Linked DNA regions of Homo sapiens: region 1 is linked to region 2. Evidence: chromatin loops called from intact Hi-C (ENCODE). Cell type or tissue: testis. All regions are shown on one strand. Each heading gives the region's core, and the rest is flanking DNA. Links, peaks and the distances in the headings are about the cores only. Region 1 has its middle 210 kb from the start of ZPLD1. Region 2 holds the start of LOC124909402 (a long non-coding RNA gene).

Region 1 (2,918 bases), core at 246-2,745, 520 kb before region 2:
GCTAGAATCAACCAGTTCAGTCTGATTTCTAAACCCATCACCTTACCACTACTCCTACCTAATCTTAACTGAGAAACTCAAATTCAAGGGGTAATTGTCAGTGCGGCCAAAAGGACTCAAAGTCACAGGATAAACATGTTGCATTTTCCTGGAGCAATTTTACTCAATGTCAAAGCAATTAAATGCGTTTTAATATATTAAAACAAGCATAAATACATGTTAGTAGAATGCAAATCTCACAAACATTTTTGAAATAAAATAGAAGGCACCACAAAATTCTCTCTTTGTGAGGCTGGACTGATTCAGGCTTTGTCTCAGACCCTGCCTGGCTCCTTTCCTTCCCTTCTCACTCCCAGGAGTATTTATTTGGTGCTGCACTTTATTAAAAAGCTGGGATGCACCAGGCATGGTGGCTCATGCCTGTAATTCCAGCACTTTGGTAGGCTGAGGTGGGAGGATCACTGTAGGCCAGGACTTTGAGATCAGCCTGAGCAACGTAGTGAGACCCTGTCTCTATAAAAATTGTAAAAATCAGCTGGGTGAGGTGCCATGCACCTGTAGTCCCAGCTACTCAGGAGGCTGAGAGAAGAGGCTCACTTTAGTTCACTTTAGTCAAGATTGCATCAGCTAGGATCACACCACTGCAATACAGCCTGAGTGACAGAGTGAGATCCTGCCTCAAAAAAAAAAAAAAAAAAGAAGAAGTAGAAAAAGAAGAAAGACAGAATACTCAGATGTGACCCAGAGAATTGTCCACATTAGGAGATACATTTTAGGGGCAGAGGGGCATGGGCAAGACATGGCCATGGTTTCTTAGGTAAGCTGTTCACGTTCTTAGAACTATTCTCCCCAAGCAGGAGACGAACAATTGAATACTGCATAGAAGAATCCTAGGCAAGGTAAAACTCAATAGAAAACAGAGTTAGAGAATCCAAAGCTGGAAGGGTACCAAGAACTTCCCCTTCAGGTTCCAGATTCAGGATCTGCTGGGCAGTAAAGAAGAGAAAGGAAAGAGAAGCAGAATGATAGTGTGGGGGAGGGAGAGGGAGTTATTTGGGATACTAGTTAGTGTTTAAATGTCTTACCAATTGTGGATGACCACCTGAATTTAGTCTTGGTCAATATTCCTATATCATTGTCGTTGGTTGCCTAAACCAGCATCTAAATCTTTTTCCTATTTAATGAATTTCTCACCATATGAATCTTGATAGGAGGCAGAAATGAATCCCACCTGAGAAGCTGGAAATGCCAGCCCCTGGAATATATGGCCTAAGCGCTGCTGATCAAACACACCTGCACAGAGGCAGCTGTTATCCTTTCTGCTCCTGTTAGGACTGCCTCAGCACTTGGGGCTGACCTGGGCGGAAAATGAAGCCCATCAGTTGATCCAGCTGTAAAAAGCTAAAATATGCCAAAATCAAGGAAAAATAGGGACAGCTATTTGATGATGATAGTTGAATGGAATTTTTGTATAAAATCAAAAGGTCTTAGAAACAGCCATGAGCCACAAACCAGTGTTTTCCACTAAGGTATGAAATCCATAAATTTTGGCTTGGTCTTACCTAATGACAGATCGGCTTCCCTCTTAGCTTCTCAACAGTCAACATGATTAACAGCCCAAGATGGTTTCTTTTTTCTGTGCTCCTCTACCGCCATCTCGTGGACAGAAAGTCAGCTGCAACTCTGGCTTCCCTGCGATCCACAAACAACAGTACAAGCTTTTCCCTGAGTCTGTAACTGCAGGTCTGTTAAGGCTTTTGCGGCTGAAAAACATATGGGGCAAAGTATCCATTTAGCTGCAGCAAACCAATATCTTGAGGTATCCATTCTGCCCAGGGCTAGAATTGCACATTCTGAACAGGTTAGTTTAGCGATAACTGGTAACATTGGTTTTGTATTTATAATGTTTCTTATTGAAAAGTCTACCTTTAGAATATTTTGATCTTGCCAGTAATTTTTGCTGCATTGCAGCACAATATAATATAGAGCACAAATAATTGACACAAGAAAATAGAAGCTCCTGGTAAAAAAAAAAAAAAAAAAAAAATTCGTGTGGCTCCTAATGCCCTGTGCGTTCTAACTTGCACGGAGGTCAAACATGGCACACAGATGTGGCAATGGAGAATCAAAGAATTTTGAGCTTAGGAAATCTTAATGACCATCTGATAAAGGTAAAAATGAAGCAGAGCAAAGTACCTACAGGATATATTGTCGAAGGAACTTATTTTCAGGCCAGACGCACCGGTGCATATTACGTGTAGTTGATACTGCCGCTCTATCTCCTCTCCTTTCTCTCAAGGTCATTTCACCTGCCTATCCGGCCCTTTTCTCCTCTAAATTTACTGTGGTCTTTTTCATTGGCAAAATTTACCTTCTCCAATAAGAAATTTATTAAAACATGGAATCACAGAATGTTAGAGAAAAATATTTTTCAGAACCTCTAATTCTAGTTTTGTATGAACAGGATCTAGGTATTTTCAATCACTTGCCTGTAACAGTCACAAAAGCAGCTAGTTACACAGCCACCGGGTGACAGCTTAATGCAAATCTGGAACACTCTGAAAAAAAAAAAAAAAAGGAAGGGCCATTGTAGGGTAAAGGCAACCATATGTAGCCATGTGCGTAGGACATACCCATGTCTTGATTCGGGAGAAAATCATTTTAAGGAGCAATAGATGTCAGCCATTTTTTTTCCTTCACTTTTTTTCTACATGTCAGTTTCCACCATGGAGAAATGCCTTCGGGGAGCTGGCATCAATGCATGCAATAGCCCATTATGGCAGGTATTATCACTGGGGAAAACTACAGAGTGTTTGTCCATCTGAACACATGCAAAGGAAACATTTTGAATCCCATGCTGCCCAAGCAGACTACTTCTGAAGGCCACATTCAGCTTGGTGATAGCCAGACTGTAGCCT
Region 2 (2,918 bases), core at 261-2,760:
AAAGCTGGTGGAACGGGGATCAGTTATTCAGTGTCTGATGGTGAGCTACAGTTGTTTTAATATTGCTTATCTGTAGGCCAGTGATGGTTTAGCTGTTAGAGAAAAAGGAAAACCCTGGGGCAGTTAGAACACAGTTTATTCTTTAAGTGTAGGGGTATATGACTTAACCCTTACCTGGCATGGCCTTGGGTCTTGTTTATCTTTTGATACCTTTTTGCCACAAAAAGTCCTTTCTGTCAGTCTTGATATCTCTTCTTTAACATCAATGCTGGTCGGTTGTTGTGTCTAAACTTCAAAAGGGAGGGAGTTTAATGAGGCATGTCTGCCCTCCTGTCCTGTTATGATCAGGAACTCTGTTTTAAAGGTTTTTCTGGGGTCACCTTGGCCATGAGGGTACGTTCATGCAGTTGGCAGAGGGCTCAGGATTTTATTTATTTTACATCACTGACTGAATGACTTTGAAATTCATTTTTGCTAGTTTGCTAATTTTGATCATTTGATGATGCATCCTAATAAAGTCAACATAAATTACAAAGCAAAACAGTACTGACATGCAAAACTTACTGTGATGAAGTCATTTTGACAACTAACATTATTTGAGTCACAAGTTAAAACAAAAAGCAAGCTCTCTATCCTCACACAAGTTTGCAGTGGTTATATTTTTCAAGCTCAAACTACAGTTTTAGTGGTGTTTTACGGATCTCTGCAAACACAAAGGAAATTTCCATATTTCAAAATCCATTTAACTGTGCAACTGAAGAGCTTCCACCTAACCATCAGTTAGAAATGATTCATCTGACATGCTAAAAGGCAGATATGAAGAGAATAATATGTTTCTGTAATTGTTTTCCAAGAGCATAATATACTTAATTTAAATCATATGCCCTTGGATTGACATCATATTGGGCAGTGCCTACATGTGTGAAAATATATTTTTCAAAGATAAAATCTGTAAAATTTCATTACAGATCATGATTGACAGATGAACATTTGCAATAGATTTTGATAGGGAATAAGAACTTTGAAACCTAATTAAGAAAAATGTTATTCTCCATCTCCCCACAAAAAGAATTTCATTCTTCTGATTAGCATACCTGATTTACAAAAATTTGTACTCGATATTATTATATTTTGAATTTCATCAGTGAAAATGTTGTGGAAATTAGTTTTCCCTGTTTTTCTACAAGTATCTACATAAAATCTTCAATTTTGCCCCTTAGCCCATAGAACCTAAAATATTTACCCTCTGGCCATTTACAGAAAAAGTTTACTGATTCTTATTCAGAAAGTAAAATCTAAGTAAGAAGTTAGTGGAAGAGAAGGAAGATTTTCAGCTTGGGCACAGGAGAAAGAACCAATGGGGTATGTAAAAAATAAGCAATCATTCCATACCAAATCATATTTTTAAACCATATTTTGGCCAGGCACAGTAGCTCACATCTGTAATCCCAACACTGGGAGGCTGAGGTGGGAGGATCGCTTGAAGCCAGGAGTTCGAAACCAGCCTGAGCAACAAAGCTAAACCCTCACCTCTACAAAAAATAAAAATAATTAGCCAGGCACATGCCTGTAGTCCCAGCTACTTGAGAGGCTGAGGTGGGAGGATCACTTGAGCCCAAGAATTTGAGGCTGCAGTGTCCTGTGATCTCTCCACCGCACTCCAGCCTGGGCAACAGAGGGAGACGCTGTCTCAAAACAACAAAAACCAAAAAAAAAAAAAAAAGTTTTCTTGCGCTTGCCTTTCTGAGCCAATCAGTAATACCAATTTCTTCCAGAAGATGTCTCCCTTTATTTTCCCTAAATAATAGGAAAAATTTCAAACGTACATAAAAATTCAAATAATTGTGCAATGAACATTCATTTACCTACACTTTGATTCTATTTTGTGGGGCGATCGGGGAGACAGGGTCTGGCTCTATCACCTAGGCTGGAGTGCAGTGGCGTGATTAAGGCTCACTGCAACTTCTGCCTCCTGGGCTCAAGTGATCCTCCCAAATCAGGCTCCTAAGTAGCTAGGACTACAGGGAGCACACCATCACACCCAGCTAATTTTTTTTTTTTTTTTTTTTTTGAGACGGAGTCTCGCTCTGTTGCCCAGGCTGGAGTGCAGTGGCGCAATCTCGGCTCCGCAAGCTCCATCTCCCGGGTTCACGCCATTCTCCTGCCTCAGCCTCCAGAGTAGCCGGGACTACAGGCACCCGCCACCACGCCTGGCTAATTTTTTATATTTTTAGTAGAGATGGGGGTGTCACTGTGTTAGCCAGGATGGTCTCGATCTCCTGACCTCGTGATCCGCCTGCCTCGGCCTCCCAAAGTGCTGGGATTACAGGCATGAGCCACCGCGCCCGGCCCACACTCAGCTAATTTTTGTATCCCTCTATCCATCCATCAGTCTATTATGGGGTTTTTTTTTGTTTGTTTGTTTGCTTTTTTTTTGACACAGGGTCTGGCTCTGTCACCCAGGCTGGAGTGCAGTGGCACGATCTTGCAATCTTGGCTCACTGCAACCTCCTCCTCTGGGCTCAAGCCATCCTCCCACCTCAGCCTCCCAAGTAGCTGGGACTATAGGTATACACTACCACACCTGGCTAATTTTTGTATTTTTTGTAGACATAAGGTTTCATCATGTTCCTCAGGCTGGTCTCCAGCTCCTGGACTCAAGCCATCCGCCCACCTCAGCCTCCCAAACTGCTGGGATTAGAAGTGTGAGGCACCACACTGGGCCCACGATGTTTTTAGTGGACAAGTACATCTCTCCCTAAATACTTCAGCATGTATTTCATTAACTAGTGTTCAATATTTATTTAGTTTCCTTTCTGCTGAAGTAAAATTTATATACACTGAAATTTTCAAATCTTAAATTAGCATCCCCTGAGTTTGACAAACTGTATTATTAAACCAAAACTCATCAAGATATA

What was found. Peaks named below come from ENCODE experiments on the same cell type or tissue, not always from the same donor. Only the 100,000 strongest peaks of a DNase experiment are listed, where the experiment ranks them.
Region 1: it touches region 2 in a loop (6-fold over the local background); 33 of 110 quality-filtered maps call a loop at or near these places.

What each region holds. Positions count from the first base shown.
Region 1 is chr3:102,227,986-102,230,903 of GRCh38, reverse strand. No RefSeq gene overlaps it. Among named protein-coding and RNA genes, the nearest start is that of ZPLD1, 210 kb to the left of the region's middle. In testis, for the core only: a CTCF peak has its summit at 1,659 (motif pointing left); a DNase peak (open chromatin) is centred at 1,663.
Region 2 is chr3:101,706,376-101,709,293 of GRCh38, reverse strand. LOC124909402 (a long non-coding RNA gene) reads right to left here and starts at 1,973. Exons shown (of 2, transcript XR_007095987.1): 1 at 175-1,973; 2 at 1-92. In testis, for the core only: a CTCF peak has its summit at 1,787; no DNase peak of the experiment used is centred there.